Regions from separate parts of the Homo sapiens genome. Here regions 1 and 2 are each linked to region 3. The links are chromatin loops, found by intact Hi-C in ENCODE. Cell type or tissue: endothelial cell of umbilical vein. All regions are shown on one strand.

Region 1 (8,000 bases), 90 kb after region 3:
GTGCTGGGATTACAGGCGTGAGCCACCAAGCCCGGCCACGTCATTATTTCAAATGTCCTTTTAATTCAAGTCCTTTATTTATAAGACTTGAACTTCTTTGGGATAGGGTTATATTCCAAAATAGCCTATAAATAATAAATTCTTAAGGAAATTTTTGATTGATTGTTGGTCATTAGATACTTTCTACTAGAGGACTAATGTCGTAGGAAACATTCATACATTGGCTCATTTTCTTAGTCATCCAACCAACATTTGTTCAACTCCCACTATGTTCCTTCCAAATCTAATTGAACTTATCTGGAAGTTTTGAAACAATGACTAGAGAGGCAAGATAATGAAATACAGATAAATGCATATAGTAAGACCCCCTCCTTCTCAGGTGTTTCTTTGGGTTTTTTCTATTTGCTCTTTAAAATAGAAAATTGCCCTGTAGCTTTCTCCGATTATCTTTCATTGCCTATGTAACAGACACCCCGAAATTCAGTGGCTTAACATAACAGTTTATGCTCGTCTCTTGTAGCCCAGAGGGTTGACTGGGCTCAGTGGGTAGTCTGTGTCCAGGATCTGTCATACGGCTGGAGCTTGAAGGGTCTAAAGGCTCAAGTGGGATAGATGCCCAAGATGGCTCACTCGTGTGGCCTGTGTTGACACTAGCTGCTGACTGGGAGCTCAGCTCGGTTGCCAACTGGTATATCTACACATAGCCTCTCCATGTGCTTTGGGCTTTCCACAGCCTGGTGGCTGGGTTGTGAAAGATTATAACATTATAAGAGCAGGCATTTAAGAGACACAGGTGGAAGCTGTAAGACTTCTATGGCCCAGCCTTAGAAGTCCCAGAATGTCACTGCCATTGGTTCTATCAGTCAAACTAGTCACTCAGGCCAGCCCAGATTCAGAAGAGGAGAATTAGCCTCTGTCTCTTGACATGCGCATATGGAGAAGAGGAATCCGCGACAGCCATCTTGCTGACTTCCTATCTTAAGAGAAGTCCCCCAGCTACCATCATCCAGTGGTTGACAGGAGCTCTTTGTTTTCTCAGTCAGTTCTCACAAAAGCCTGGTGAGATAGGTCTTATTATTTCTCCTATGTTGGAGATGGCAAAAATAAGCTCAGAATACTTGTGTGGCCAGTTCAAGGTCAAACAAACTGTAAAGTGCAGAGTAGGGTGTTAAACCCTGGATCCCTAGCTCAAAGCACAGGGTTGTTTTTGTTTTTTTCCATTATGCAACTCTCCCTGGAATTATGACAGCATGTGAACAGCACCCATAGAAAAAGAAGATGGAAGGAAAAGAAAGGGTGGATAGAGGTGCTTTCATTTAAGTGGTTGTAATTATCTGATGATGGCAGTTTCTATACCACAGCCCGTTACTCTTAAGGTAACATTTTTGGATGTTCAAGCCCTCAAGCACTCTTGTTTTATAGGAAAATGGTCTCTAATTTTAGACAAAGCCGTTCAAGAGTACATACTTCAGCCAAATGGAAGCTCAACGTATAATCTGAATTGCAATTTACTGTAGGGTAATACGTTTTTATTAAATGAAACAAATGTTCTCTAGTAATTTTTAAATTGTCTTGAAAATAAGGCTAAGATTAATCCTGCTATCAAATCTGAGCTTTAAAAATTAATTAGAAGACAGAATTTAGTATTCTGCTATAATGCAAGTTGGATTTTTAAATAAACACTTAATCCTGCAAAGAAAACACAATTCACAGAACAAGGGAGCTCAATTATTTCAGCCTCTTTTCTCATTTCCTTTCAGCTGCAGGGGGCAGCACTGCTCAGCTAATGGCTTTTTTCTTTTTCTTTTTTCCTTTCCTAACAAAAGGAAGAGTCATTTCCTTCTATACAATGTTTTCATCCCTGCTCTCCATTGTACAATGTGTGGCTTTCTTGAGGCACTGCCTCTCGAGTCCCTACCTCAAACTTCACTTCAAATAGGAGATTTTATGTTGGGGAAAGAAGGATTGGTAAAGAATTCTTACTTAAAAAAAATCCTGCCCTCTCCCTCTCTCCCTCTCTCCCTCTGTCCCTCTCCCTCTCCCTCTCCCCACGGTCTCCCTCTCCCTCTCTCCACGGCCTCCCTCTGATGCCGAGCTGAAGCTGGACGGTACTGCTGCCTGATTCTCCTGCCTCAGCCTGCCAGCGCGCGCCGCCACGCCTGACTGGTTTTCGTATTTTTTTGGTGGAGACGGGTTTCGCTGTGTTGGCTGGGCTGGTCTCCAGCTCCTAACCGCGAGTGATCCGCCAGCCTCGGCATCCTGAGGTGCGGGGATTGCAGACAGAGTCTCGTTCACTCCGTGCTCAATGGCGCCCAGGCTGGAGTGCAGTGGCGTGATCTCGGCTCGCTACAACCTTCACCTCCCAGCAGCCTGCCTTGGCCTCCCAAAGTGCCGAGATTGCAGCCTCTGCCCGGCTGCCACCCCGTCTGGGAAGTGAGGAGCGTCTCTGCCCGGCCGCCATCCCATCTAGGAAGTGAGGAGCGCCTCTTCCCGGCCGCCATCCCATCTAGGAAGTGAGGAGCGCCTCTTCCCGGCCACCCATCATCTGAGATGTGGGGAGCACCTCTGCCCTGCCGCCCCGTCCGGGATGTGAGGAGCGTCTCTGCCCGGCCGCCCCCTCTGAGAAGTGAGGAGACCCTCTGCCTGGCAACCGCCCCGTCTGAGAAGTGAGGAGCCCCTCCGCCCAGCAGCCACCCCGTCTGGGAAGTGAGGAGCGTCTCTGCCCGGCAGCCACCTCGTCCGGCAGGGAGGTGGGGGGGTCAGCCCCCCGCCCGGCCAGCCACCCCGTCCGGGAGGGAGGTGGGGGGATCAGCCCCCCGCCCGGCCAGCCGCCCCGTCCGGGAGGTGAGGGGCGCCTCTGCCCGGCCGCCCCTACTGGGAAGTGAGGAGCCCCTCTGCCTGGCCGGCCGCTCCGTCCAGGAGGGAGGTGGGGGGGTCAGCCCCCCGCCCGGCCAGCCGCCCCGTCCGGGAGGGAGGTGGGGGGGGTCAGCCCCCCACCTGGCCAGCCGCCCCGTCCGGGAGGTGAGGGGCGCCTCTGCCCGGCCGCCCCTACTGGGAAATGAGGAGCCCCTCTGCCCGGCCACCACCCCATCTGGGAGGTGTGCCCAGCGGCTCATTGAGAACGGGCCATGATGACAGTGGCAGTTTTGTGGAATAGAAAGGGGGGAAAGGTGGGGAAAAGATTGAGAAATCGGATGGTTGCCGTGTCTGTGTAGAAAGAGGTAGACGGGGGAGACTTTTCATTTTGTTCTGTACTAAGAAAAATTCTGCCTTGGGATCCTGTTGATCTGTGACCTTACCCCCAACCCTGTGCTATCTGAAACATGTGCTGTATCCACTCAGGGTTGAATGGATTAAGGGCGGTGCAAGATGTGCTTTGTTAAACAGATGCTTGAAGGCAGCATGCTCCTTAAGAGTCATCACCACTCCCTAATCTCAAGGACCCAGGGACACAAACACTGCGGAAGGCCGCAGGGTCCTCTGCCTAGGAAAACCAGAGACCTTTGTTCACTTGTTTATCTGCTGACCTTCCCTCCACTATTGTCCTGTGACCCTGCCAAATCCCCCTCTGCGAGAAACACCCAAGAATGATCAATTAAAATAAATAATAAATAAATAAATAAATAAATCCTATTTCTGTATAAAGCTATCCTTCCTCTGACTAGAAACAACTAGGAAATAAAGAGAAGACAAAGATAAAAAGGAAAGTCAACACTAAGTCACATCATCATTGAAGGCGTCCGTGGGGAATGTCGTTGACGGTGCACCTATCGGGTGTTTGTGTCTTGAAAAATCAAACCCTTTGGAGGCAAGGGCAGTCCTTGGCTTTGGTCCATTATATGTTACAGGACTCCTGAAGGCTGAGGGGTAAGTCCCTATTTTCCATAGGTTTTTCCTAAATGAGGAAGGGCAAGAAATAGTAATTATCTGAGCCGTGCTGCCCCCTGCTGGTAGCAGTTATGCAACCCTGCAAACATGTTCCCTAAATCCGTTTCCAACGTTTGTTCAGAACTCCAAAGCTCTCATAGATCATCCAGGTCATACTCTCCCTGCCCAACTTCATCCCTTCTGCAGAGTGGAAGCTGCAGCCAGCCCTTGGAGGGGAAATGACTTATCATCACAGGTTTTAGCTCAGGTCTCTTTCTACACTACCCAACATCACGGAACACCCAATACACGAAATTCACATGATAGTGCTGTTTGGACATTCTTTTAAAAGACATACATTGGAGTCCAGAGCTCTATGGTGAATCTTATCCTTCGGATCTGACCTATTTAATCAGAACTGTCAGAATTTTCTTTAAACACTGAAATATGATACTTAGGATAAGTGTGGTATTTATGATTTCCCATATCTCTTTCATGGAATAAAATAATAGAAAACTTTACTTACTATTCTGTAGTCTAGTTTCTGGAGAAAGTAATCTTTCATAACTGGAGCTAGTGATTTGAGGCTGCAATTAAGATAAAGGAATTTGATATTTACAGAGCCAGGACGTTCCAATAGTCTTTCTAAATTTTCATGTATTTAACTAAGCTATATTTAGGCTTTATTCATACTTGAGCTTTATATATAAATCGAATGACCAGAGAAAATTTTGTCTAAAATTTTAATCGTCAATGCTTATTGGAAAGTTCAGAATTTCACAGTGGCCCAGCAAGGTAATTAATGTGAATCAACTGGCTTGTCTATTCTTTTGGTACCTATCCACACACTCTGATTAACTAATTTGATTACCAGTTCAAAGATAGTGTCTGTCTTAGCCAGTTTGAGCTGCTATAATAAAGTACCATAGACTGGGTGGTTTATGAACAACAGAAGGTTATTTCTCCCTGTTCGGGAGGCTGGAAGTCTAAGATCTGGGTGGTAGCATGGGTGGGTTCTGGTGAGGACCCTCTCCTGGGTTGCAGACTTCTGTCTTCTTATTGTTGCTTCACATTGTAGAAAGAGACTGGAGAACTCTCTGCAGTTCCTTTTATAAGGGCACTAATCCCATTTGTGGGAGTTTCACCCTCAGGACCTAATCATCTTCCAAAGGCCCCATCTCCCAACACCATTGCATTGAGAGTTAGGATTTCAACATACGGACTTTGTGGGGACACAAACTTTCAGTTCATTGCAGTATCCATGTTACATTCATGGACATGGTAAATGATAGCTTTTAAACTTCCACATCTAATAAGGTGTTTTTCGCAACTGTAATACAATGACAACTGGGAAGCTTCTGTGTCAGAGATTCTTAACTTTCTTTACCAAGAACAAAAATCTCTTGCCTTGAGATGCCTTCATCCAGTCTCTAGTCAAAGCTCCATCTCAAACATGGTACCTACAAACCACTTGACTTTGGTCCCTTCTCATTTTGATAGCATTCTGGTATTTACGTTCTTAGTTCTCTCAATTTTAAAATCTTTTAACATAGAGTCTTACTCTGTTGCCCAGGCTGCAGTGCAGTGGTACAATCAGAGCTCACTGCAGACTTCAACTCCCGCGTTCAAGTGATCCTCCTGCCTCTGCCTCCCTGGTAGCTGGGACTACAGGTGTGCATCACCAAGACCAGCTAATATAAAATTAATTATTTTTTTTTAACAGACAGTCTTACTACATTGGCCAGCCTGGTCTTGAACTCCTGGCCTCAAGTGATCCTCCCATCCCAGCATCCCTAAGTAGTTGGGATTATAGGTATGAGTCACCATATCTGGCAGATTCTCAGTTCTTGACAATTTTTTATACAGTAAAAATGTCTTTCAATTTGTGTGTGTGTGTGTGTGTGTGCGTGTGTGCACGTGCTTGGGCATGCCTGGAGAATGAGCTAAGCTGTAAGCTTCCAGAAGGCAGGTGCTGAGTCTTTCTTTCTTGGATATTCTTCTGCAGTGCCTGGTACAATCTTCTACCGAGGGAAGAACTCAAACTATGTTGGCTGATGCACGTGGTGTTTCTTAGAAAACTGATTATAGGAAAAGTCTCACGAAGCCTACCAGACCTTGCCCTTCTTAACAAATGTGTCTGTTTCTCCCAAGACACTGTCTGCTTATCCTGCAGCCTGCGTGTTTTCTAGTCACTACCAATTAGCATAATTACTATCTCAAGGCCTTGCCCTTTATTGATCCTGGTAGTTACAGCAGTTTACAGTCACGAGACGTGCTGACAGAAGGTACAAATATATTCACCAGGACCTCCAATGGAGTTCTGTCCCTTTTCTTGCTTTTCAGAATTGCTTTTGTCTGCTTTTGTTTCAGAGTGTGCCTTCCTTTTCCTCATTTCCCCCAAGTTTGCTGTGGCAGAAGTTCAGTAGATCACTCAACACAGCGCCAGAGAGCCGTAGGAAGATATTTACAACAAGAGCTTAGTTTCAATACAGACTAACGTGCTCAATCTGTCAAAATAAATGTAAAGTCAGATAAATAATCAGCAAGGTATTTATCAAATGCCATGCCGGCACCATATGGAGGGTTATTCAGGGATTTTTAGTTAATAGAAGGGGTGGAGGCTGGAGTCCCTGGGTTCTGAAAAGACTCTCACCAAGATGCTATTAAAGAAATGAACTAACAGTGAGAAGGCTGGCAGAATACCAGCCTATATCCTGAACCATTGTCAAGAAAAGGTATTCTTGAGCCTGTAGAAACTAGAAGTACTTGACAGAAGTGGTGACATTCATTGACATAAAGAATACTGTTTCTAATCTATATAAGAGTGCGCCAAGCCAAGGATTTATTACATACAATAAAACTACTATTTGGTGATACTGAATATATGTCTTGTGCATATTTGGATGCATATAAAATAAGCATCCAGGAACAAGATGGGCCTAAGAGAGATCAGGAGAGGAAGCACTCTTAGGGCAGAAATATCAGAAGGGTTCCTCCCACTTCATCCTCCTGAGTCACTAGGAGTACAGGTGCATGCTACCATGCCTGGCTCATTAAAATTTTTTTTTTTTTTTTTGTAGAGACAGGGATCTCACTATGTTGCCCAGGTTAGTCTTGAACTCCTGGGCTCAAGTGATCCTCTCACCTTGGCCTCCTAAAGTGCTGGGATTACAGGCATGAGCCACTGTGCCTGGCTGTGATCGTGCCACTGCACTCCAGCCTGAGCAACGAAGCAAAATCTTGTCTCCCCATCCCACTCCCCCCACCAAAAAAAAGAAATCTTAGAAGGCCCGATGGAGGCTTTAAGGCCCAGAAGGCAAGTGGCTTGAATTTCTTGAGCCAATTCTGATTGGGTAGTAAAGATTACCTGGAGCCTGGCCTGAAGAAACTGGCACTTGGCTGCTAGGTGTGGGAATGAAGAGGTGCGCTGCATGACTCCTGGGTGTGCCAGACACCGAGACCACACACATGCTTGGTTCTGAGCTCTGCGGAGGCTCAATGGAAACAAATGCCTTGGTTGATGCGTAACACTGACTGTGACATGAGAGGGGGATGGGAAGACCCCCTGCTGTAAATTCAACATCCCTGCCTGATAGCTGCTCCTTCCTGCTTTCATCCACGGCCAGACACCAGCCAAAGGTGATGCCATGCCCATCCCTCTGCTCCTCAACCATCGATGCTTTGTTCTTTGGTAACTGATGGAAGCAGGCGATCAATATTGTCTTCTTGTTCTTGTTAGGTTTACCCTCCCCACTGTTGGCATCTAAGCAGCCCAATGCAATTTCATCTTATTAAAATGATGCTCAAATGCAAAACTTCTCTTAACCAGTGGAGTAGTAGAGAGAAATGTGAATGCTATGATTCTATTTAAATAATACAGTGTATGCACTCAGTAATGTATCTGGCTACTCATATGTAGGTCAGATGTAGGTATGTGCATAAGATTGAGGCCTTTGTTTTGATGTAAATATTTACTATAATTAATATTGCTTTTGCCTACTCAGCATCTGGTTCTCCTTCTTTGGGTAGATTAGTCTGATTTTTCCTGGGAGAACAAATCCTTTTTCACTCTTACCCCTTATATTTAAGGAGATGACACCACTGTCAGCTCTGGGGTTGCTCAAGTGATCTGG
Region 2 (8,000 bases), 170 kb before region 3:
TAGCAATGTGCTCCGTTAAAAATGCTCACTTCTCTAAACTCCCTTATAGCTATGGTGGTCAAGTGACCCAATTCTGGGTCCCCTTTCTTTGCTTTATTTTTCTCCATACCATGACTTTAAATATGTAATTTTTGTTCTAGTATATGCCCCTGCCTTCAAACGTAAGCTCGTGACAGTTCTGTCCATCACTATATCCTGGGCCCCCTGAAGGGAGCCTTCTACAACCGGTAGTTGGTCAGCAAACAGCTGCTGCACGAGGAAATGAGTGGCACACACTGGAATGTGGTGGACAGGGTTTCTAGGAAAGCTCTGCAAAGCACAAGGTTTAGCCTTGGGACCTACTGCCTTCTTCCCTCTCTTCGCCCTGCTTTTTCTTCCCACCTAGAAGATGCAGCAGCCACTTTGAGGCTATGACGGGAAAGAAAAAGAAAGAAGAAAAAAGAAAGCAGTCCAGCCATCTGGGTTTCTGAAGGCCGACTTGAGTCATGGAGCCAGCCCTGGACCCATTCATGGAACTCAGATGTGTCTAAGGAATCACTATTTGTCAGGTTTTCTGCGACTCGTAGCTAAACTCATTTGTTGTAGTTATAAAGCTATTTCCCAGCCCTCTCAAGAAAAGCCTTACCCTCTAAATATTCTTAAAAGTGTCTGGTAATAGAAAATTAGTTAATTTCACCTGTTCAGCCAGTTGACACAAATCCGAGATTGAGCAATAAAGCAGGTATGTCAGAGGCATTTGAACCAGAGCGTCTCCACCTTGAACTGGGGCTGGGTAAAATAAGGCTGAGACCTGCTGGGCTGCATTCCCAGAAGGCTAGGCATTCTTAGTGACAGGATGAGACAGGAGGTTGGCAGGACTGGTGTCACAAGATACAGGTCAAAGATCCTGCCGATAAAACAGGATGCAGTAAAGAAGATTGCCAAAACCCACCAAATCCAAGATGGCGATGAAAGTGACCTCTGGTCATCCTCACTGCTCATTATATGTGAATTATAATGCAATAGCACACCAAAAGACACTCCTAGCAGCACCATGACAGTTTACAGGTGCCGTGGCAACATCTGGAAGTTACCCTATGTGGTCTAAAAAGGGAGGGATGCTCAGTTCTGGGAACTGCCTGCCCTTTCCCCAGAAAACTCATAAATAATTCACCCCTTGTTTAGCATATAATCAAAAATCAACTGTAAGTCTATTCAGTCGAGCAGCCCATGCCACTGCTCTGCCTATGGAGTAGCTATTCTTTGGTTTCTTTACTTCTCTGATAAACTTGCTTTCAGTTTACTCTATGGACTTGCCCTGAATTCTTTCTTGCATGAGGTCCAAGAACCCTCTCTTGGGGTCTAGATCAGGACCCCCTTCCAGTAACAGATAGTCTCATCAATAAGCGATGTAGATAGATATAAAGAGAAGAGGCTCAAATGAAATCTCCCTTGGCCTTCTTTATTAAACTTCCAGTGAAAGCATATGGAGAGACCAGATAGTGTAAGAAAATAAGGATGAATGGGGACCCCACCAAACTCATAATGGGGTAGGGAGGGTCTGTTCTTTCTTTCCACACACCTACTTACCTATCACCTACCTATCAACCCACCTCTTGTATATGCAGGTCAAGCACATCTAGAGGTCAGCAGCCCCACTTGGCAGGGGCATCCACAATAGATGCTGAGATGCCAGGTATGTCGGAAATCTCACTGCTTGTCTCTCTCCCTCCCCCTCTTCTGGTCAGAGCTAACTTCCTGTGACTTGAGACTTTAAACCCTGTTAAATGCTAAATACTACTGACAGAAGTGATGTTATTTTTTAGAAACAGACATTTGAAACATAATTAAGGCCAGATACCTCCCTTAGAATAGGTTTCAGCTGGGCAAGGAGGACAGAGGCGTGCACACAGGGGGTCCCTGAGACAAGCTGGGAGACTGGATCTGCGAGGCAGGAGTCGCAGGAGCAGTGCTCAGCTTCCACGCTGCCTCCTTCTTTGCATTTCTGCTTCTAAGGGTGGGCCCCTGCAGGTCTTGCCCACATGTGTTTTCTAAGTTCTCTTGTTTTTGGAATAAAAAGCAGAGAAAACTTCTGCCCACAGAACACCACTCTGACGCAGAATGATATTTTGGTTGGCAGAGACTTTTGCAGACACCAACCAGACACAGCCAACTGGTTCGCCAGGTCACCCTTTGAGGGTCCTGTACTCAACAGCAAGGCTCCCAGCAAGCATTTTGATGTAAGGGAATAGTGAGATTGTCTATTTGCATCTTCAAATACAATGTATAAATTATTCTATAGCGACAATGCATCAAACCTATTCAAATTATAATCTGACTTAGGATTTTCAGGGTGATACATCTTTAAAAGCAAATGAAATTTAAACACAAAACCTCTTGGGAGATTTTATACAAAATAATCATCAATGCAAGAATAAGTATCACCCTTCTGCAACCATCACAGTAACACTGATTCAGGCAAGAATCATGGAAAGAATCTAAAACCAACAGGTAAAAGTTTGATGAGAAACATAATAGTTTCACGGTCTCAGAGGATCACCTCACAATATATGTATATACATACATACATATATATAAAATATATATAAAAATATATAATATGTATTATATATAATATATATATTATATATATATTCACTACAAAGAAGAAATTGTAACTTCTCAGAGAAAACCTGGCAGATACCACCTTAAGTGAATGACCAAAATTAATATCACTAATAATGAAATAAACGGACATCACGGGCCCCCGATATAATGCACTGTGGCGCAAAAAAACACAAAAACAAATAAACCCTAAACAACAAATACTTCATCAAACAACTAGCTTACACTCTGAAAAAGGCTAAGAAACCCTTTCAGATTAAATGTGACAAAAGACGTGACACCAACATGCCGTGAGCCATTTTTTTTTTTTTTTTTTTTTTTCTAAAAAGTGCTGGATTGGAAAAACACTGCTAAAAGAGACATTATTGGGACAATTAGTAAAACAAATACAGCTGGCACGGTGGCTCATCCCTGTAATCCCAGCACTTTGGGAGGCTGAGGCGGGCAGATCATTTGAGGTCAGGAGTTCGAGAACAGTCTGCCCAACATGGTGAAACCCTGTCCCTACTAAAATACAAAAAATAGTAGCCGGGTATGGTGGCGGGTGCCTGTAATCTCAGCTACTCAAGAGGCTAAGGCAGGAGAATAGCTTGAACCCAAGAGGTGGAGGTTGCAGTGAGCCGAGATGACGCCACTGCACTCCAGCCTGGGCGACAGAGCGATACTCCCTCTCAAAAATAAATAAATAAATAAAAAAGAAAAGAAAAGAAAAAGAAAAACTTGAATAGAAACTATGTATTAGAAAAAGTTATTAAGTTTCCTGTATTTGGTCATTATACTATATTATTCTGTAACAGAATGTCATTGTCCTTAGGAAATATTTGCTTAAGCATTTAGGGGTGACAATCATGATGTCTACCATTTATTCTCAAACAGGCCAGCAGTAATAATAATTAATGGTGGTGTATGTGGGGGGCAGGGGGTGTGTGAGAGAGAGAGAGAGAAAGCTCAGGAGTGTGCAAATGTCAACAACTGGTGGCCCACGTGAAGATTACATGAACATTCACTGCACAATTCTCAATCCTTGAAACTTTACTGTAACTTTAAATTTATTTTAATATTTTTTTCTTTTGAGATGGGGTCTTGTTCTTTCACCCAAGCATGATCACAACTCACTGCAGCCTTAACTTCCTGGGCTCAGGGGACCCACCTGCCTCAGCCTCACGAGTAGCTGGGACTACAGGTGGGCACCACCACACCTGGCTAATTTTGGGGGGGCTGGGGGCGGGGGGCTGGTGCTGGATCAGACAGGGTCTTACTATGTTGCCCAGGCTGATCTCAAACTCCTTGCCTCAAGTGATCCTCCCACCTCAGCCTCCCAAAGTGCTGGAATTACAGGCCTGAGCCACTGCACCCAGCCATAAAAGTTTTCAAAAGAAAGTGTTTTTAAGTTAAAAGCAAAGGATAGCATAGTTTTCAAAAGCCATTAACAGAGAAATAAAGGACAAAATGTTTTTAAACTTTCAAATTGTTTAGAAACACATTAAGTTTGAACCACTTAAAATTACAGAGGCAAAATGACAATATTACAAATGGAGACAGTGGGCGTGTGTTTAAAATTTTTTGTTAACCTCAGAGGAGGCCATCAGTCTCTCTCAGCCACAAGAGCCATGCCACATTTTACTAAGTAAAGGATATAAACACGGAAAGAATGACTCTCCACAATTGAGGGGAAGAAGTACTACCCAGCCTAACTAAGGTTAGTACAAATTTGGTGAGTCACTTCCTCTTAGGAGGAAGAGCAAACATTTCTCGTTTCCTGAAGGATTCAGAGATTCTGAGGGAACACCTGAGCTCTCAGCCTGAATCATGGCACATAATAAACTAGGGCAGGAAAAGCTACAGCCCGTTCACTCGATGCTTCTACCCCACCACAATACCTCCAAGTTCAAAGTCAATGTCAACTTGAGCCTTTTTTGTCTATTTCAGCCTCCATATTACTAGGTTCCTGGGAGGAGGCAAGGCAAGCAAAACAAAAAAAGCTGATGGGGTGTGCACAGTTATCTTCTCAACCTGAGTGGGCAGTGGCCTTGGTTTGCTATGGTACATCACCCACAACGTTCCTCAGACCAGAACAAAACCCACAAAGCCTCTTAAGTTTAGAATTATAGCTTTCTGGCAAAGCAGCCCTCCTCCCAGAACCGCCTGTGCCAGCAGCACACACACGTGGATGGATTAGGCAAAGCTGTGCTCTAAAGCACACACACGCTCTCCCCAACGTGTGCTTTGCATTCCAGAAATACTTGATGCCTAAACCACTTCTGTGCCTCCCTTGGCATGAACGTACAAGTGGCTCCGTGCCAAAGGAAGCGTCTGTTTAGAGATGTGGACTTTCTTTAAAATTTTTTACCATGGAAGATCACAAATAGAACATTCTAGTACAATGATGATGCAATAAAGCAGAAAAAGAAAAGGTTTTAGAAAAAAGATTCTCTTGTTTTTGTCTTATTTATGTTGCCTAAAAGAAATACTGAAAATATAACAAGAAACATAAAATTAGCTTCCATGAGAGCAGAAATTACAGGGTCCAAGTTGGGTCAAGGAAGCAAAAATATTACCTTTAACAGGAAACGCTAGGGATCATTTGCCATTTTTTAACACACACATTCACTGTTGTTTTAAGGTCACCTACCAAAATGAGGTGCAGAAGACGGGTTTTTAATCATTGGTTTATTCTGGAATATAGTATATTTTATATTTGTATCTTGCTTCTTGATAACTTTTATCCTACATTAAAAATTAATGTAAAAGATGAAAATCCATCTTGGTTAATGCACCTATCCTTTCCCTTTCTATTTCCGGAGATTTATTTAGGGTTTATTCACAATAAGTGTAAAATCAGTAACTCTTCACAAAATCCTCAGACATCACCAACTGCATTACAAAACACACTCTTAGCCACCTAGATACACACACATGCATGCAACATGTTAAGGAAAATGACATCGCATAACTCCATAGTACATACGCACATGATCGCCTGTTTGATTTCCGTCAGCATGGACCTAAAAGACACCTTCTTGGAAGGTGGTCCTGGGCAGAGGGAGAAAGACTTACTTTCTTTCCACTTCTGGGGTTGACACGGCGCTACAGAAGCCAAGCGACTCCTACGAGAGAAGATTCGTATAGTCAGTGTGGTCAGAGCAGCAGGCTTCATCTGATTTGTACAGAGTGTCACTTAAAAAAAAAAGGCAGAAGCAAAACTAGATGATTAAAGTCATTGTGCTTACTTCGATCTGGGACCGCAGCTGAAGTGACGTGGGGCTAGCATCGGGTTTCTCCTAAAACAGAACAGATGCCAGTTTAACGGGACTTCCAAACATGTCACACGCGAGAAAGACAAATAGACATGTAAGAAGAGAGGGGAGGATTCGGGAAAGGTTGGGGTATAGAGTGGGAGGAGATGGCAGAGATAAACAGATTTTCTGGGAAAACTAAAATACTTTTAAAATGAGAGCTCTAGCCCCCTAAGATTGAAATATTTTCCAAACTTTGTTGCCAGACTCTGCTGACAATTTTATTTCAGAAGAAAAAAAGCACAATTTCAGTCAAGGGGACTGACAGTTCATGGTGAAATAATTCTGTGGATATACTTAGTTGGTCACTAAGACACTGAATTTACTGCAACCCATTTGAGTTTAGCTGTTTTCCAACGACACTAGACTTCCAATCCAATTTTTTTTTTTTTTGAGACAGAGTCTAGCTCTGTCACCAGGCTGGAGTGCAGTGGCATGACCTCGGCTCACTGCAACCTCCGCCTTCCAGGTTCAAGTGATTCTCCTGCCTCAGCCTCCCAAGTAGCTGGGATTACAGGCATGCGCCACCACGCCCAGCTGATTTTTGCATTTTTAGTAGAGATGGGATTTCACTATGTTGGCCAGGGTGGTCTCGATCTCTTGACCTCATGATCCGCCCCCCTCAGCTTCCCAAAGTGCTGGGATTACAGGCATGAGCCACCGCGCCCAGCCCCAATCCAATTTTAAAGTTCTAAATGTATTCAGAGCACTTAATAGCTTAGGAGAAGTTGTTAATGTCTTTAGGAAGTTGGGAAGCTAACTGAATGTTATCTTGCAGCCTTAAAAATCACTATACTTCCCTAACACAAATGAACTGACCTATCTGGAAATTTAAAAACAAACACTCGCGCGGTATCGAGTTGATAAATGAAATATAAATACTTGATATTAAGAATGCACTGAAATATCATTAAATTGTGAGAGGCAGAAGAATCAAAGAATATTACAGATAAAACCATATGGTGTAACACCCTCATTTCATAGTTCAAGGAGGCTGTATCTCCTTTGAAAGTAAAAGAAAACGAAGAGTATTTAGATAAACAAATTACCTGTGATAAAAATAAATTATGTAAATTATGCATTTTCACATGCATCTAATTGTTCAATTGCCCTTTTCATCATTAACACAATTATAAAACTACACCAATACCGAAAACCTTTTGTTGATGTATAAAAGTAGCAATAAAGTATTAAAATAAGTATAACTCAGAGCAAAGTTATACTTTTAAATAAGGAACAGGAATCCAGCACGAATATAGAGTATCGGAATGAATGCACTTTCATGCAGGATTGTGGGGGAGTGTTCTGGGAATCTGTTGCTCAACAATGTGCATGTGGCTGACAACGCTGCACCGCACACTTGGGTAAACTGTTGGGAGTGTGAATTTTATGTTACGTGGTTTTTTTTTTTGTTTGTTTTGGTTTTTTTTTTTTTTTTTTTTTGCCACAATGAAAAAAAAAGAATGTGCTGGGATGAGTACATCTGAGAATGGGATGACTGTAGACAAGCGGCCAGAAAGAGAAATGGGTTTTAATGGACAAGAATTTAATGAACTGGCAACTCACTCTTCCCCTAATCTCAGGCCCTTGTTATAAACAGTTATCACAGTGGCGTAAAACCTCCATAGAACTCTCATTAACCTCCTCCTGGTTTTCATTGCTGCCGCTGTTCATGACAGACATATTTCTGTACCAAACTTGATACACCATTTCTACCAAACAGTATATGGACAATGTTTTGAGTTATATATTCCAAATGTGAATGGTAGGATGTCAGGCTCAGGTGCAGTTAACAAAGGGGATATATACTTTTGGACATTTCTGGTGCTTACAGACCAATCACAATTTTCCAGGACCTAACCTTTCAGCCTCACATAGAGAAATTTACAAACTTAAATGGCAGGAGGTAAGCAAAAGTATAATTAGCAATTTTTTAATCCCAAATCTTCCTTCCTATTCAGGAGTTGGTACAGAGAACTCAGAGTGATGATGAAACTAAACTGTTAGTTTGTCTGAAATTTTCTCTGAAATTGCTCCTTTAACACCCAATTGCAGCCCATGACCTTCTATAACCATCAGCAAAAGTGACTGGTTCAATTC
Region 3 (8,000 bases):
CACAAGTAAGTTTAGGTGTTGGTAACATCAGTGAATAGTCAGAAGATAGTCACATTAAATACATATATTTGGAAAACAGTCTATTCTTTAAAATTAATATTGTGAGTGTGACATAACAGAGCTACATGGTAAAGCATCAAGTCACTAAGGAACATTAGGGTTAGTATTTCTCCTATCTTCATGGGGAAAAATAAACTTCCTGTAGCTTAGGAATGTGCTAACATAACCATTAGGCAGCAGTAGCAGTGGTATTAGGAGTTGTGGATGAGCTGGGCGCGGTGGCTCACACCTGTAATCCCAGCACTTTGGGAAGCCAAGGCAGGTGGATCACCTGAGGTCAGGAGTTCGAGACCAGCCTGACCAACATGGTGAAACCCTGTCTCTAATAAAAGTACAAAAATTAGCCGGACATGGTGGCGGGCGCCTGTAATCCCAGCTACTTGGGAGGCTGAGACAGGAGAATCACTTGAACCCAAGAGGCGGAGGTTGCAGTGAGCCAAGATCGTGCCGCTGCACTCCAGCGTGGGCGACAAGAGCGAGACTCTGTCTCAAAAAAAAAAAAAAAAAAAAAAGTTGTGGATGAGATGTCCAGAGACCCAGAGACAAAGACCTGTCCCTAGATTTCTCTTTAACTGAGTGGCCTTGGACATGCCATTGCCCAGGCTACCATTTCCTTATTTGTAAAGTGGCTGAATTAGGTTGAAGATATCTAAAATCCAAACCTCTAATATCAGTGATGGTGTATTAACCAAGAACTGGTAAAACAGAAGGTAAGAGCCTTTTTGTTTTTTTGTTTTCAAAAGTAATCACTAACTGCCACTAGTTTGACATCTCAGACAAATTTTTTTTTCCACTTTGGAGTATATATCTACAATTCTGGCTGATAAAGCAAGTTTTAGCCAAAAAATTGGATCTGAAGGGTCAAGAAACCCACTACCTTATGTAAATTAGATGCCTAGCTTTTTTTGGTTGGGGGGTTGACAGGTTTTTAGGGAAACAATCACCAAAGGCATAACTCCCCAATTTTAATTCTGCTCATCGGTATCAGTAATGCACTTATTTAGCAATTAGGATCAGTTCAATACAAAAAAAAATTTTAAAATATTAAAGTCAGTAAGGAAAAGCATATATTGCCAGCGAGCAGTGGGTGGTTTTGATAGCTGGCAGGTAAGGTGAGGGATACCCGGGGTGGAGGATAGTGTGGTTTGGTAAAAGAGCACCGGCTTATGAGTTGGGAGACCCAAGATCTAGTTCCAGGGCTGCCACTAACTAGCCCTGTGACCTTTGCCACCCTCTTCCCTGTTTCTGGCCTGTTTCCTTGTCTATACCAGGAAGGTCTTAGTCTGTCCATCCTCTTGCTGTCCCAGCAACCAAAAGAGAAATTCTGCCCCGTTGAATACAGCTTTTGCTATAGAGTTTGGCTCTTAGGAGCACAGAAGCCAAATCTATAACATCAGTGTATATCGGTCTATGGTGTACGGCAGAAAATAATTGTATACTGGGAGACAGCTAACTGGGAGATGATCATTTTCACACTTGTGGGAGGTACACACTCACCTGCCAAATACCAGTAAAGTCCTGTTCCAAAGACCATCGTCACAATTAAGGTTTTCTTTCCAGAATTTATTTTCATTTATCAGCTATGATTTGAGGATACAGGAACAATCTTTAAAATAATCATGTATAATACTACTGTTGAGGGTTGAATTGTGCCCCCCCACACCCCTCAGATTCATATACTGAATACCTCAGAATATGACCTTATTTGAAGATAGGATCTTTACGGAGGTAATTAAAATCAAATGAGGCCATCAGGGTGGGCATCCTAACATGCAATCTAACAATGCAATCAAACATGCAATCTGACAATGAAATGACTCAACAAAGAACAGGAAAGTATAAAAAATTACAACCCTAAACAAACTAGTTGGGGGTGGTGGCTCACACCTATAATCCCAGCACTTTGCGAGGCTGAGGTGAGAGGATCGCTTGAGCCTGGGCAACATGGTGAGACTTTGTCTCTATAAACTATTTGAAACATTTGCTGGGCATAATGGTGTGTGCCTGTGGTCTTAGCTACTTGGGAAATGGTGGTGGGAGGATTGCTTGAGCCTAGGAGGTTTGTGCCACCGCACTCCAACCTGGACAGCAAAGGAAGACCGTATCCCAGAAAAAAAAAATTAAAAAAGACAAAAACCAATTGAGAGGGAGGGCACACAATTGGGAGTGCCCATAGCTCTGTTCTTGCTCAAGGTATCATGTGCACTAGCTCCTCCATGGGGCATGGGACTCCAAGCATTTATAGTATACCTCTTATTAATGATAAGGACTTTTTCCAAATGTAAACAAACCTGGCAATAATGTCTTGTTATTTCATACTATTAAAAGGTAGGCTACAGTGATATTCTCTATTAAAACACTTTATCAAAAATAAAAAGAGATAAAAGAGATACTAAGAAATGGGCATGGTGAATGCACATGAAAACAAGTGCTTATTACATGAAACGAGTGGCTATAATTTCCAAAGACATAATTCAAACTGGATCCAGCATTGTTATTCCCCAATGCCTTATCTGACAAAGTTTAGAACTGAGTAACCGATATGAAGCCATTATAAAGGAAATGCAAATATCTGAAACTCATCTATTTATTAAAATCAATCTCCATTATCTTTCTTCTTAAAAAGCTTAGAAATAAATATAGTCTCTGAATATTGACAGTATTTGTGGCTCAAACAAAGCTGAGATGAAGGCTGGACTCAAAACAGTGCAAGAAATAGAAAGGAGAAAATATTTTAAGGTTAACTACTTAGGCCATGCAGGTAAATGTGACCCCAGAGGGAACAGAATTCCACAAAGCTTAACTTTTCAATGACAACATGAGAATGTTCAGCAGAAGCTGATAGACCAACCATTCTGTCAGTTTGATGCTTTCAAAATGGTAGATGAGGGAAATTGCACAGAGTTGAGCAGAGTTTTACAACTTGCATATCAGCAGTTGATTACATTTTTTCTTGATATTTTCCACTTTTCTGCGACATAGTAGCTTGTTTGTATGTTATTTACATTAAATGTTATCTGCCTATCTTTCCCATGTGAGCTTCAAGTAATAGGGTAAGCTTTATAGAACTGTGCAATATTTCCTTTTGAAAGAAAAATAATAAAAATTTAGTTGTGTCTGTACCACCTGGAGGTCAGCTCTCTTTGTGGACATCAAAAAGCTCAGCTTATTATTTTATTTCACAATATTTGAATATTTCTTTTTAAATGAAAGATTCTTTCTGTGCATTTCCTAGCATCCCAAATTGTTTGATTCAGAAAAGTTTCTTATCATTGCAAATCTCTTCAGTCAGTCAAAATTTCCTGAACTAGAAAGTTCAGGAACTAAACGGAACTGAGAGGCTGGTGATGATTCCAGCACAGAGGAATAGCTAAAAGTCGTATTATTTATTGTTCATGTAGTGGGTTAACACACATTGGCCTTTCGTTCGTGGGATTCATAAAGTTTCACATGGTTTTGAGATGATTCAAGGGTGAAGACTTTAAACAACATCCCTTCCAACTCTCAGACTATGATTCAACACATTGTTTCTCATAATTGCTTGCTGTTAAGAGTCAGCTAAGGATGCCTGTTGAAAATAGACTCCACGCCCCCTTCCCTTCGAAGGCTGATTCTGCAGGTATGGTGGGACTCTGGGGCTCCTTATCATTGGGAAGGTTTAAGAAACATTTTATTTCTTGACTCTTAATGTTGGATGGATATTGGAATCACTTGGGGAGCTTTACAAAAGTAGCACTGGGGCCGGGCACGGTGACTCATGTCTGTAATCCCAGCACTTTGGGAAGCCTAGACAGGCAGATCATGAGGTCAGGAGATTGAGACCATCCTGGCTAACACGGTGAAACCCCGTCTCTACTAAAAATACAAAAAATTAGCCGGGCGTGGTGGCGGGCACCTGTAGTCCCAGCTACTCGGGAGGCTGAGGCAGGAGAATTGCTTGAACTCAGGAGGTGGAGCTTGCAGTGAGCCGAGATTTCGCCAGTGCACTCCAGCCTGGGCGATAGAGTGAGACTCCATCTCACACACACACACACACACACACACACACACAAAGTAGTACTGGGCCTGGGTCCCACGGAAGAGATTCTGGCTTAGTTTATGGTGTGGCCCGGGCATTTGGATTTTTTGAAGCTTCCGGGTGCTTCTAATTTGCAGCCAAAGTTTAGAACCGCTGACTTGATTGAAACAATAGCCAGTTATCTGTAACATATGTGAAAGCAATATCTAACATTTCCATTAAGACATACAAAGTGCTTTTACAGATGTGTGTCTTATTTGAATCCTTGACAACCTGGTGAAGTAGGTTAGAGTTGGTTATTATCTTTCCTTTACAGGTAAGCGAACTAGACTTCAGAGAGGTGAAGTAGTTTGATGGAGGACCACTCGCAGCAGAATTCTGGAACTGCTGAGGTGTACCTTAGGCATGCTACTACCTCACTCTCTATGTGCCCTGGCTCCTACTAGCTCTCCGGCTTTCCCAGCCTCCCTTTAAAAGAAAAGAAAAGAGGCCAGGCATGGTGGCTTACACTTGTAATCCTAGCACTTTGGAGGCTGAGGTGGGAGGATCACTTGAGCCTAGGAGTTCAAGACTAGCTGGGGCAACATAGTGAGACATCATCTCTACCAAAAAAAAAAAAATTAAAAAAAAATTGGCTGGGCATGGTGGTGCACACCTGTAGTCCCAGCTACTTGGGAAGCTGAGGTGGGAGGATCACTTGAGCCCAGGAAGTTGAGGCTGCAGTGAGCCATGATTATGCCACTGAACTCTAGCCTAGGCAATAGAACAAGACCCTGTCCAAAAAGAAAAGAAAAGCTCTCTTGTTTCTAGAGCTTCTCTTACGTTGGAATTGTTATTGATAATAATACAACAGCAGTAGGAGCTAACATTGGGCCCTTTGTATACATTGTGCTAAGAGCTCTACATGCATTATCTTAATTGTCTTGAAGACTCTGTGAGGTAGGTCATATATGTTATATCCCCATTTTATAGCGTAGGAAACTGAGTCTTAGAGAGTAACTGGCTTGCTAAGGGTCATATTCCTATGCAAACATTCTTCTTATTTTATCTAAGCCTTTTCTTATTTTCCGTTCAGTCAACCAAATTTCAGCAAGTGGCAGAGAGGAAAAGAATCAGGTAAAGTATTTCTGAGCTGGGCACGGTGGCTCACGCCTGTAATCCCAGCACTTTGGGAGGCTGGGTGGATCACCTGAGGTCAGGAGTTCGAGACCAGCCTGGCCTACATGGTGAAACCCCGTCTTTACTAAAAATACAAAAAATTAGCTGGGCGTGGTGGTGGGCACCTGCAATCCCAGCTACTCAGGAGGCTGAGGCAGGAGAATTGCTTGAATCTGGGAGGCGGAGGCTGCAGTGAGCTGAGATTGTGCCATTGCACTCTAGCCTGGGCAACGAGAGCAAAGCTCTGTCTCAAAAAAAAAAAAAAGAATTGCTGAATACGCGATGATTGACAATGACAACTTCCTTGAATTGTATTACCACTTCTAATATGGGGACTGGATTTTTAAAGAAACTTCTGGAGCCAGTCACGCAAAAGCATGAGGATCTAGTGCTTGAAGGATTCAGTTGGAGAATCATGGGTTGTTAATTCCTAACTAACCCTGCCTTTCCAGAGACAGCAGTAGTTCCCTGAATTAAGGCCTAGATCTGGCATCAGAAGGCTTGGGCACAGGTCTCAGATGGCTTTTTTTAGCTGTGGGGTCTTGAGCCAGTCCTATCCAGGACAAAGTTTTATGTTCTGAGTGAATCAGGCCAAGTTGGAACATTAATCAATGCTCTTATGTCTACTTTTCTAAGGTTTGCAAAACGCTGAGCATATTTTTTTGTGGTCTCAGTATTCAGAGCTCAAAGTACATCAGGTGAAGAACCTGGAATCTACAAGTTCAAGAGGCATGGGGAGCACCTTGGTGAGGTCCACAAACTCTTTGCAGAAGTTCAGCACAATTTTATGGTGCTAAAAAGAGAGTGAAAGATGTAAAAGAACAGAATTTCTTTATCCATCCAATATATTTATTTTCCTTCCTCCCTCCCTCCCTCCGTCCCTCCTTCCCTCCCTCCTTCCCTCCCTCCTTCCCTCCCTCCTTTTTCTTTCTTGGCAGGGTCTTGTTTTATCACCTAGGCTGGAATGCAGTGGAACCTGCTTAGCTCACTGTAGCCTTGAACTGCTGGGCTCAAGCAGTCCTCCTGTTTTGGCCTCTGAAGCAACTGGGACTACAGGTGTGTGCCGTCATGTCTGCCTTATCAATCCAATTTCTAAGACTGTCATTTTGTGTGGGAATTCTAGTTCCTCTTTGCAAACTGGAGGTTATATAAAAATCAAGGAGAAATTATTCTATTATATATACTACAAAGAGAATAATGACTACTAAAGCTTAAATTTATAATGCATTATGTAATACATAAATCTCAATTTATTCAGCAAATAGTGAGCACGTGGTCTGTACTAGACACTGGGAATATAATGGCCAAGGCCCCTACTTTCATGAAGCATGCTTTCTAGATGGCCATAGATAAAGGACAAGTGCAAAAACAGATTAGTAAAACAATAGCTGTGCTCAATTTTTCAAAAGAAGCCAACAGGGGGTCGAGATGGAGGTTGTTAGGAGAGGTGATGGAGCAGGCAGGCAGAGGTGACATTTAAGCTCAAAGGATATGAAGAGGCCAGCTGCTCTGAGTGTGGGAAGAGAAACATAACTGGCAAAGAGGTTCATAAATGAAAAGTCCCTGAGGTGGGAGAAAAAAGGTTGATGTAGCTGAGAAACTGGAAAAAGTCAAGTATGACTGGGTGTGGACAACATGACAAGAGGCCACAAGGCTCTTGAGAGGCCGGGTTGTATAGCCCTCATGGGCAATGGTGAAGAGTGTGAATTCTATTTGAGACCCAATAAGAAACCATTGAAGAATTTTAAGCAGAGAAACAGCATGATCTGATTCCAGTCTTCATGTAATTCTTGTGGTGTTTAGAGAAAGGACTGGAAGATACTGAAGACAATAATGACCTTTTTCTTCCCAAGCAATACTTGTTAGAAAAAGCAGAAGTTATAATCTGCTCATATTTTTAAAGCAGTCTTCTATGAACCTAATCCTTCATATTTTTGTATGGGTAAGAGTTGTTCTACATTCCCAGCTGGGACAGAGATATAGATATATAGACCATTGAGCTTTAACCTGCCCAACCATGACAGGAATGCATTTCACAAGACCTTTTTTTTTTTTTTTTTTTTCGGTCAAAATAAAAGATAACAGAGTCCTTTCAAATCACGTCATTGAAACGCATACCTTCAGGTCTCCCTTTCATCAGAGAAAGGTGTTGAAAGTTACATCCAGCCCTATGTAACCTCCTTAAGCCTCAGGTTGAGCCCTAGGGGCTCTTTGCTTGCTGGTTTTGTACAGGTAACAATAAACAAAACGACACCTAGGATAAATGATTGTCGTACAAGTGTTACTTTCATTATGATAGAGCTCTTAGCATCCCCAATATACATAAAAGTTAAGACATTCAGATTTCCTCCGGACCAGCTCAGAAATGAGTCCTCCACCCTCAGTCTTCCATTTCCACCATCCAGACAGGGGCAGGAAAACAGTAACATTCCTTCTAACACGGAGTTAGATGTGTACAGATGGTAGTGGACAACTGACACATTTTACAGCTCTAAAAGTCCAACTCTCTTTTCCCTGTGACAGTTTCTTTTCAGGTTCCAGTTCAATGCAAAGCATATTTCCATGGTTGAGTTATGAACTCCAAAAACGGGGGCTTGTAATGGAAATGCAGACAGACGCTTCGCCTTAGCTGTGCTTCTGGGCACCGCTAGAGTCATCAGTTTTAATGAGAGCTGTTAATATCACCTCCATCAGAATGGTTGCCCTGGGCTGACTTTCTGGGCTGTGCACAGGTGCTCTTGGCCAAGAATGTAATGTAGGTTAT

The links. Peaks named below come from ENCODE experiments on the same cell type or tissue, not always from the same donor. Only the 100,000 strongest peaks of a DNase experiment are listed, where the experiment ranks them.
Region 1: a loop joins it to region 3, with 2.4 times the contacts of the local background. A loop is called at or near these places in 63 of 110 quality-filtered maps.
Region 2: a loop joins it to region 3, with 6 times the contacts of the local background. A loop is called at or near these places in 4 of 110 quality-filtered maps.

Annotation. Positions count from the first base shown.
Region 1 is chr6:148,173,765-148,181,764 of GRCh38, reverse strand. No RefSeq gene overlaps it. Among named protein-coding and RNA genes, the nearest start is that of SASH1, 170 kb to the left of the region's middle. RefSeq lists an enhancer at 7,128-7,714. In endothelial cell of umbilical vein, CTCF peaks have their summits at 1,762 (motif pointing right) and 3,947 (motif pointing left); DNase peaks (open chromatin) are centred at 1,794 and 3,924; H3K27ac peaks cover 419 bases.
Region 2 is chr6:148,438,069-148,446,068 of GRCh38, reverse strand. SASH1 (SAM and SH3 domain containing 1) reads right to left here. Exons shown (of 20, transcript NM_015278.5): 3 at 5,835-5,885; 4 at 5,662-5,711. Among named protein-coding and RNA genes, the nearest start is that of SASH1, 99 kb to the right of the region's middle. RefSeq lists enhancers at 1-371, 4,182-4,476. In endothelial cell of umbilical vein, no CTCF peak of the experiment used is centred here; DNase peaks (open chromatin) are centred at 268, 4,368 and 4,808; H3K27ac peaks cover 6,330 bases.
Region 3 is chr6:148,263,477-148,271,476 of GRCh38, reverse strand. It overlaps a transcript of SASH1 not described here. Among named protein-coding and RNA genes, the nearest start is that of SASH1, 75 kb to the left of the region's middle. RefSeq lists an enhancer at 6,377-6,930. In endothelial cell of umbilical vein, no CTCF peak of the experiment used is centred here; a DNase peak (open chromatin) is centred at 3,526; H3K27ac peaks cover 2,928 bases.